Linked DNA regions of Mus musculus: region 1 is linked to region 2. The links are chromatin contacts, found by Hi-C or POLR2A ChIA-PET in ENCODE. All regions are on one chromosome and are shown on one strand. The core of a region is the stretch at or near the end of the contact, and the rest is flanking DNA. Distances in the headings are between cores, read along the strand shown. Region 1 holds the start of Lrp12 (low density lipoprotein-related protein 12). Region 2 overlaps Lrp12 (low density lipoprotein-related protein 12).

Evidence for each region. A loop is a pair of places that touch in the nucleus more often than their neighbours do. ChIA-PET counts read pairs that join two places held with the same protein, here RNA polymerase II (POLR2A).
Region 1: a map of gastrocnemius shows a loop between it and region 2 (3-fold over the local background). The contact joins the promoter of Lrp12 here to the enhancer-like site in region 2. A Hi-C loop is called at or near these places in 8 of 37 maps with a recorded cell type or tissue (T-helper 17 cell, adrenal gland, gastrocnemius and 2 more). POLR2A ChIA-PET finds 5 or more read pairs at or near these places in 2 of 5 experiments (both embryonic stem cell).

What each region holds. Positions count from the first base shown.
Region 1 is chr15:39,941,390-39,945,685 of GRCm38, forward strand. It overlaps Lrp12 (low density lipoprotein-related protein 12), which reads right to left and starts at 2,605. Exons shown (of 7, transcript NM_172814.4): 1 at 2,215-2,605. The coding sequence starts at 2,293.
Region 2 is chr15:39,905,475-39,909,571 of GRCm38, forward strand. The region is part of intron 1 of Lrp12 (low density lipoprotein-related protein 12); the gene reads right to left. Among named protein-coding and RNA genes, the nearest start is that of Lrp12, 36 kb to the right of the region's middle. Within about 2 kb of position 2,395, at least 3 of the 3 ENCODE cell types and tissues checked have a DNase peak (open chromatin) inside an H3K27ac peak, as active enhancers do; they include gastrocnemius, heart and left cerebral cortex, where a contact is called at or near this core.

The DNA of each region.
Region 1 (4,296 bases), core at 1,355-3,854, 36 kb after region 2:
AGTTATTTGTTTTTCTTTTCCTAATAATATAAACCCAAATCTGGGTGAGGAAACAGAAACACCCGGGTGTGCACGCACTCGAGCACACCCCCTCCCACTCCCACCCAACACACACTCGTGCACACTCGTGCACAGCTGTACAGAGAATGTCCCTGGCTTCAGGACGAAGAGTTTCTTTTAGCTCTGTCAGTACAGTTCAATATTTTGCCCATCTCACTGCCTCTTATTTCCTTATCATTTGAAACTCAAGTGGTTGGAGACATCAACCTTTGGAATTATCACCTGACAGCTTTATAACCGTGATCCCACAATGGTGGAAAAAGGAGTTTTGGCCTTTGACTTCAATTCCTCACTGAACACAAACACCTTTGTAAAGTACCTACCAGAAGTCCACTGTGTATTATAAATGAATACATCAGGACCAATACTGCTTTACAGCCTCTTTATCTCTGAAGGCAAAGGATCTTTATTTCAAACACCAATGGCATGAGTTTTCCTGAAGACTCAACTTATTTATTTAGTCTGATCAGACATCACATAAACTCAATTCTGATAACAGTGCAGAGCATACACAACTGGACATTCCTAATCACCCTAGATTAAAGAGTCCTCTCACTCTCCTTTCTCCTGGGCCATTATACCAAACCTAGAGCAGGACTTACTCACCTCCAGGCTAGAAAACAAACAACATAATAGCTTATTGATCTCTGGTGTAGACCCAAACCCACAGGTCATCAGCCAAGCAGGGATGGCACTAACGGTGAACAGTCAGGTCCCACACAAACACATCACTGACAGTTACTACATCAAATGTGGATAAGCCCATCACCTGATCAGAACAAAATAACACACCACGTGTGAACTACACTGAAAATATTACTATTTCTTAGCCATCATGAAATGCCAATTTACATTCATTATATTTTTCATATAATGAGAATTCTCAAGGTTTGAAAGTTACCATCATATTTAATTCCACAGATAAATACTTTCGAGATAGGGTTTCTCTGTATAGCCCTGGCTGGCTGTCCCAGAACTCACTCTGTAGACCAGGCTGGCCTCGAACTCAGAAATCCGCCTGCCTCTGCCTCTGCCTCCCAAGTGCTGGGATTAAAGACAAATACTTTCAAAAGAGGTGCTACCATATGCTGGGGAATTATATGCTACAGAAACCACCGCCACTATACTACTGAATTAGTATTTGTGGCAAATGAAGTGGACTTTTTATAAGTAAAAATACCCGCCCCCCCCCCCGTAGCTTCTGTTTGTTTTTCTGGAGAAATCAAACCATTACTCCAAAATGGAAATGTTAATTGTGTTCTCTGCAATATCCATTCAAGGAGTTAACTCATGAGAACTAAGAATGGTGAAGTCAGAGCCCAAGCTGAGGTCTCAGTGGTGAGCAGTCCTCTTAATTTCCTTTAGTTCTAGTTCATACAAAGCACGGTCGTGACACACAATCAGACTGCAATCCGTAAAGTAGTGTCCCTAACCAGATCGCAGACCGGAATGAGGCAAGAGTCACAACAGCATCAGAGGGCACAGATGAAATGATAAGTGAACTGGGAGTCAAGGCAGACTTGTACGTCCCAATAGAGAAAGACTGAGGTGGGGCTGGAAACTATTTTCTGGCCTTCTCTCCAGTGCAGCTACTGGGGAACGAGATCCTACACGCCCGAGACCCACAGAGCCCCAGGCGCAGAGGTGGAGGGGTGGGAAGGAAGCAATCGGGGTGCTTTTGGAGGGAATGGGGACTAAGAGAGATGGGCACGACAGCAATTTCACTGAGAAGAGAACTTCCTGCCTCGGGAAGGATCTGGGACAGGACCGTCCCGGAGGCGACCTCCCCTTCGTAGTCTCACGGTCACATCTTTGTGCGCGAGGACTGTACAGCCGGCAGCGAGCGCTAGAGGAGCGAGCCGCCGGGGGCCTCGCGCCGGGCTGGGGAGTTTTCCCGCACGCCGTCGCTCCGCAGGGACCCCTGGCTCGGACCGGCCCGCCTCCATCGCTCCGAAGGATCGGCGGCGGCCAGAGGACCCCAGCATCCCCGCGGGCAGACAACCCTCCCCGCACCATCCCGCGTGGGTCTTTGTCCCGTCGGCAACCCAGGTCTCCCCGGGTCGCCCAAGCACAGCCCGTCCTGGAGGCCCGGGGGGCCCCCGGGGTCGCCCCAGCTTTGTTCGGTCAGAGGGGCGCAGGGAGGTGGACACTTACCGTACACCCCAGCGAGGAAAAGCAAGAGCCACGCCGACCCCCGCCGCTGAGACTCTTTTGTGCTCCAGCGACGGGCCATACCCACGGCAGATGGAGGGAGCGAGGAGATGGAGGAGGAGGAGCTGGGGCCAGACGCCGCCGCCGCCGAGCCCCTGGCTGCTCCCTGCGCGCTCCGCGGCGGCGGAGGGGGAGGGGCGGGGCCGCCCGCGCGCGCTCCCTCCCGCCGGCCCTGCGTCGGTCGCGCGAGCCCCTAGCGGGCCGGCCTTCCCGGGGGCAGGGACGCGCAGCGCGCGCGCCAGCCGCAGGCGACAGGGCCGGCAACTGCGGGGCTCCGGCCTCGCGCCGCACAACCAGCCGGCGCCGCCACCCGCCAGACTGAGCGCGAGCCGGCACCGGCGCTCATCCGTGCACTCGGCAATCCCCTGGCCCGCCTGTCTTGGTTCCCGCCCCGCGCTTCCCTGGACTCGGCCGAGCTCGGGCGGATTTCGCCGCGCCTGGAGCCGGAGTAGCGAGGCAGTGCCAATCGATGTGCGAGCACGCGAACGCCGGCCGCTGGGTTCCAGGGGCTCGAGGGCTGGAGTGGGGAGTAAGGAGGGGGGAGCGGGACGGCGGGGATGTGCTCTGACCGAGCTCCGCCGCAGTCCCCGGCCTTGGTGTTGTGCCCTCCCCGGAGATCCTCTAGGCTGATGAGCTACGCGTGGAGGGAAGAGGGGTGGGAACTTAGAAGTCCGTTGCTAAGACCCCCGACCTTGCCGGCTCCGCTTGAATTTGGCTCTGAAAGAGTGAATGGGTCGTAGGTCCCTGTGGATAACCTGATGTAGAATCTCAGCCAAAGGATCTGGGGATACATCCGGCCGGGCTACAGGGTCTGTGCTTCTAATCTGGCAGGGAAGACGCAGGAGACCCTTTTGACACTCGGGTGGGGTGGAGTGGACCTGGGACGTGGAAAGAGGGATATCCCTGACCCCCCCCCGCCCCCCCCCGCCCTAAGCCTCTTCTCAGCTCCTAACAAGTATGACACTTCTTTCCCTTAAGTACCCATAGAGCTTCTGTCTGTAGTGACACACTGGCACTTCCACCTTTTTAAAGTGTCGTCTGCACTGTTTTGCCTGCTGTCCTTGCCATTTACAGGCACTGTCCACTATTCGCTGAAGATCAGCAGTGCCCTATGCTGTACTGTTGACACAGGCTATCTTTGTTTCCCGACAATCTTGTGAGATGAATATTATCCACGTTTTAGATAAGCTAATGAGACTCAAAGAGGTTAAATTATCCCAAAGGAGTTATCAAGTAAATCTACGGACTTTGTTTCCCCCATCCCAAAGTCAAGCACTTTCACACTAGCAGGAAACTCAAGCAAAATGCTTAGTACCCATCAGTTACATTAAATTTTAGTATATGCCTGGGGAGGTACATTAGAGTTTTCCTGTATCTCTTGCTTATTTGACCCTTTAGTGACCCCCTGAAATTATATGTCAGAAGAGAAAAGTTAATGCTTAAGAAATCTTTTACAAGATGGCAATAAACAAAAGTCCTGAACCGGGATTTTTTTTTTCTATTCTTTTTTGAGAACACAGCAATTTTGTTGTTCCTGATTCTGCAATCAGCAGATATGATTCCTTGTTTTATGACACTACACTCTGATCGCTGTTTTTGTTTGTTTGTTTGTTTTGTTTTTTGTTTTTTCCCAGAGCTTTTTCTGTTCATTGAATTTGTGTCAGGCCACAAACACAATGAAAAAGTAGACTGTACTGCATTCGTCTCCCACCCCATCACTTTCAGTACCATTCAAGGAACTCTGTCCCAAGAGGAGACACATGGTGCCCCCCACCCCCAGGACCCTTTCGCCTGCACTCCTCCACAAACACTTGTTCATCTACTGAGTGGCCTCTTCGACTGTCAAATAATCAATCTTTTGTTTTCTAAGCCCCTTTAGCCTTCTTAAATTTTAATGAGGACTCTGGAGAACTTCTACTTAGAAATTAAAATGGAAGCTTTAACTATTTTTAGTTCTTTTCAAATAAAACATAAGAATCCATGTTACCATCTCTAAAGCAAATAGGAAAGTGGTGTAGTTTCTCT
Region 2 (4,097 bases), core at 1,145-3,644:
ACTGTATAAAGTGAAGAATTACTACTGAATAAGATAATACTAAGAAAAGCACACTTAGTCAACTATAGCTCTATTAATCACATGAAAAGAACTGCTATGTTGCCTCAGAAACAATACAGCAGGAGTGAATGCAAATCTGGCTCACTTATTTTACACTGTGGGGCAACACCATACATGCTCCATTTCTTTTGCCCAGCCAAGTAAATCGTAGGGCCACTAGCAAGTGTGCATCCACTGTTTTACCACATACAACTTACTTATTTTAAAGAAGAAGAAACAAAATGAGAAACACATTCAATAAAGCAACTACCATAGTTTGTCAAAGGCAGCGCCCACTGCCCAAACCTTTGCACTCCACGCCCCGAGAACCCGAATGAGCAGAAAGCTGGAGCAGCAAGGCAAGGTCTGGCTTAGGCCTTCTATGATGCACAGCTACAAATTACAGCTGTGCTTCTGACATCCTTATGGGCAAATATAAAACTGGATTTTAGTGTTAGACATACATTCTGTTAAACCTTTTCCCAGGACAGTAAACAAGCACAGGCTGAGGAAGAGAAGTGGGTGCCACGGGCTCTGGACTAGATGGCCATGCCCTCAACACCAGCACTGTCGCCTGCTGCGCAGGTGAGCACAGGTGCCTCGATTATCCCTAAGACAAGGAAACCCATCACAGGGCTTAATGGAATCCTAAAAAGAAAAAACTGTCTAAATCTATCAATGTACAAACGTGTAAATTGATAGAGCTTTATAATAAAGTGTTTAAGAAACTGAAATAAGTAGCCAGATGTAGTAAAGTTTTGAAAAAAGTCTCAAAATATTAGACTATGATCTAATTTTAACTTTAAAATCATGTACATATAGCCTTCAACATTCATATTTATATAGCCATGTTACATACATACATGTGTATGCAAACCCTGGTAAGTCTAGGGGTAAGTAAAACTGTAAACTCCAGGAACAGGTCAGACAGATAAATTCTGTACACTTAAACAAGGACTGAATTTGTTATACATAGGCACAGAGTTCTTGAAAAATATTATTCATATTATATAAAAAATAGAAAATGAGAGAACAAATATTGCTTATTCCTTATCATTCTTGGGGAATAAAAATGTGTGTATGTACAGCAGTTAGTTATTAGACTTACATGCACACGCGCGCACGCACACGCACACGCACACACACACACACACACACACACCCCACTAGGTCCTATTCTTGGGAGTGGGGAGCTGGAGGAAGAAGCTGGGGGCAGCAGTGGGATAAAGCTGGGTTCAGCTATTTTGAACCCTGGGGACTAGCACAGAACATGACATAAATAGAGATATTCAGTCTCTAGCTGCTCAAATAAAGAGTACTTGACATTAAGTAAGAAGTATGCAAAGTCCTGGCTCCCAAAGGGCTGACACTCTCTTGAGAAAATAATGCAAGTGTCCTACTCAGGACGGAATGAGAGACTTTCTATCAAAACACAGAATGGTGTGTTCACTAGTTTCCCATATCAGCCAATTCAATTGGAAACCACAGACATTGAGAATTGCATAAGAAATGTGAACCTATACATGATGTAATTACAGATCTATTTGAAAAAAAAATGCAAGAGAGAAAACAGAGAATTGGTGAAAGGTGGGATGTGAAGGGACCATGATGTACCCAGAAGAAAATAAACAAAACTAAGATGCTCACACGGAGCTCCTCCTATAGGTCAGGACAGGAACTGCAACATGCCAGTAAGTTGTTGAACAGTTTAAGAAGCTGGGGGTAAAGGTTAACTAACTCAGGGACGAGATGTCAGTCTGTGATGTAAGTTGGAGATTGCCTAGACAAGAGGAACAAATCAGGTGAGCACTGCTACTGCACAGGATTTCTGCCTGGAGACTTCCTGGTCCATGAACACCCAGCAGAGCAGGGACACCTTGCTAGGCCAGGGGAACAGAAACTGGACTAGAGAGGCAACAGCACTATTCCGAGCATCATAGATTGAAACCTTGTAAAAAGATTACCCCCAAATGTGCATCAGGGTCCCTCTCTTAGACTAATCTGCATATGTGACAGATCAAGAGCTGCTACAAGGCAAAAGTTAAAACACTTCTAGGTCACCCACTGAAGAAGTTCTTCTCTGAGTGTGGACGAGGTCTCAGGTGGAGCTCCAGATAAAGGTCCAGGCAGCCAGCACACCCACAGCGTATGGCAGGGCCGAGTGCTTTAACTGGAGTTGACAGCAAGCCAGCACATTCTCCCCAATGGCCTGCTGTTAGGTAAGCAAGTAAGTTCTATCCCTGGCAACCAATCAGGGAGAAAGAACTGACGCCTGCAAGTTGTCTTCTGAACTCTACACTTGAGTTGTGTGTGAGCCCAAACCGCTCTAATCCTGCTGGCCACACACTGCTGCCTTAATCAGCCTAACGAAGCAGCTGCAGCAGTTCCATCTCGCCCACAGGACGGCAGAAAGCCAGCCCCACCATTCTGTTTACAGTTGTCAAAGTCACATGACCAGCTTTTCACAGCAAAATGGAATGGCAGGGCAGTCCTGAACTGAGGGGTGAGGTGTTAATTTCTCTAAAGCACACTGGGGCATGGTTAAGTAGAGAAAAGGGATCGCCAGATGGCTGACAGGTCAGGCTACAAACTGCAGCATTTTTCTTTCAGCTGGAATCCCATCCCTTCCTTAGAATTCACATAGCTGAGGCTCATTTTCAATTTAAGTTCCTCTAGTCCTTCATTCATTTGCCGAAGTTTTGCAAAATGGCACAGCCTAATTAAATTAATGCAGCAGTGAAGCTTGGGGGGATCATGCTAGTGAGAGGTGACTTTAAAACTGTGGTCAGTATTCTGCATCGTTTAGTGACATAACAGACTTGGGCATTAGCCACAAAAGTCAGTAAAAAAGAGGCAAACACTGGCTCCCAAAAGTTGAACTCCAACAAGGAAAGTGAATTTGAGCAAGCCTTTACTTAACAGAACTATGACACAGAACTTTCTACAAAGATGAACACACACCAGAGACATTATCTAACTCTGGCAGCCATTTGGCACATGTGGCTATTGGTCATTTGAAATGTGGGCACTGTACCATAACAAGTAAGTTAATTTGATTTAATTGTAGTTAATTCAACTTTAAATTTAAAATAGCCCCTGTGGCTAGTAGCTATGTAACCTTGGTTCTAAATCCGATTATCAATTTATAGAGAAGGCAGAGGACAGGGAACATCTTTAATTACATTACTGAGATACACTTGGCAAACTCCAGGATGAAAATTGTAAAAACAGTTTCTTTAAAGAATATTTGGTGATTTACAAAAACACCATTCAAAAGGCTGTGATTTGAACTTACAAACTGGAAAAAGCTTTAATGAATTTAAATTTGAACCTAGCTGGATCTTTTAATAAAACTGAGGGAGTTTTATTTAAAACTAACAATAAACTAAGATGATTAATAGTTATTAAGAATGAAAGCACTTTGTCCTTTAGAGGTGAATTTTAAAATATTAAAATCAGAATAGACATTGCCTCAGGGAAAAAGGATGGAAAAGGATATTCCAAGGAAATGGCCCTAAGAAGCTGGTGCAGCCACTTTAATATCCGACAAAATAGACTTCAATCCAAACTAACCAGAAGAGACAGGGAAGGATGCTACACACTCAGCAAAGGGAAAACCCACCAAGAGGACAATGGAATTCTTAACATCTGGTACTAAAAACAAGAGCACTCAAGTTTGTAAAAGAAACACAACTACAGCTAGTACCACATACTAAACCTCACGCAGGGATAGTGAGAGGCCTCAGTACTGACTCCCACCATGGACCAATCATCCAGAGACCAGCTAAACAGAGAGAGGCTGAAGCTAACTTATACCATAAACCAAACAGACCTGCGAGACATTTACAGAGCCTTTAACCCAACCACAAGAATACACCATCTTCTTAGCAACTTATGGAGCTTTCTCCAAAGTTGATCATATACTCAGACACAAAGTAAGTCTTAACAGATATAAAAAAAAATTGAAATAAACCCCTGAATCCTATCTGACCACCATGTATTAAAGCTGGATATCAACAGAAACTATAGAATGCATGGATACTCTTTTGTGCACTATG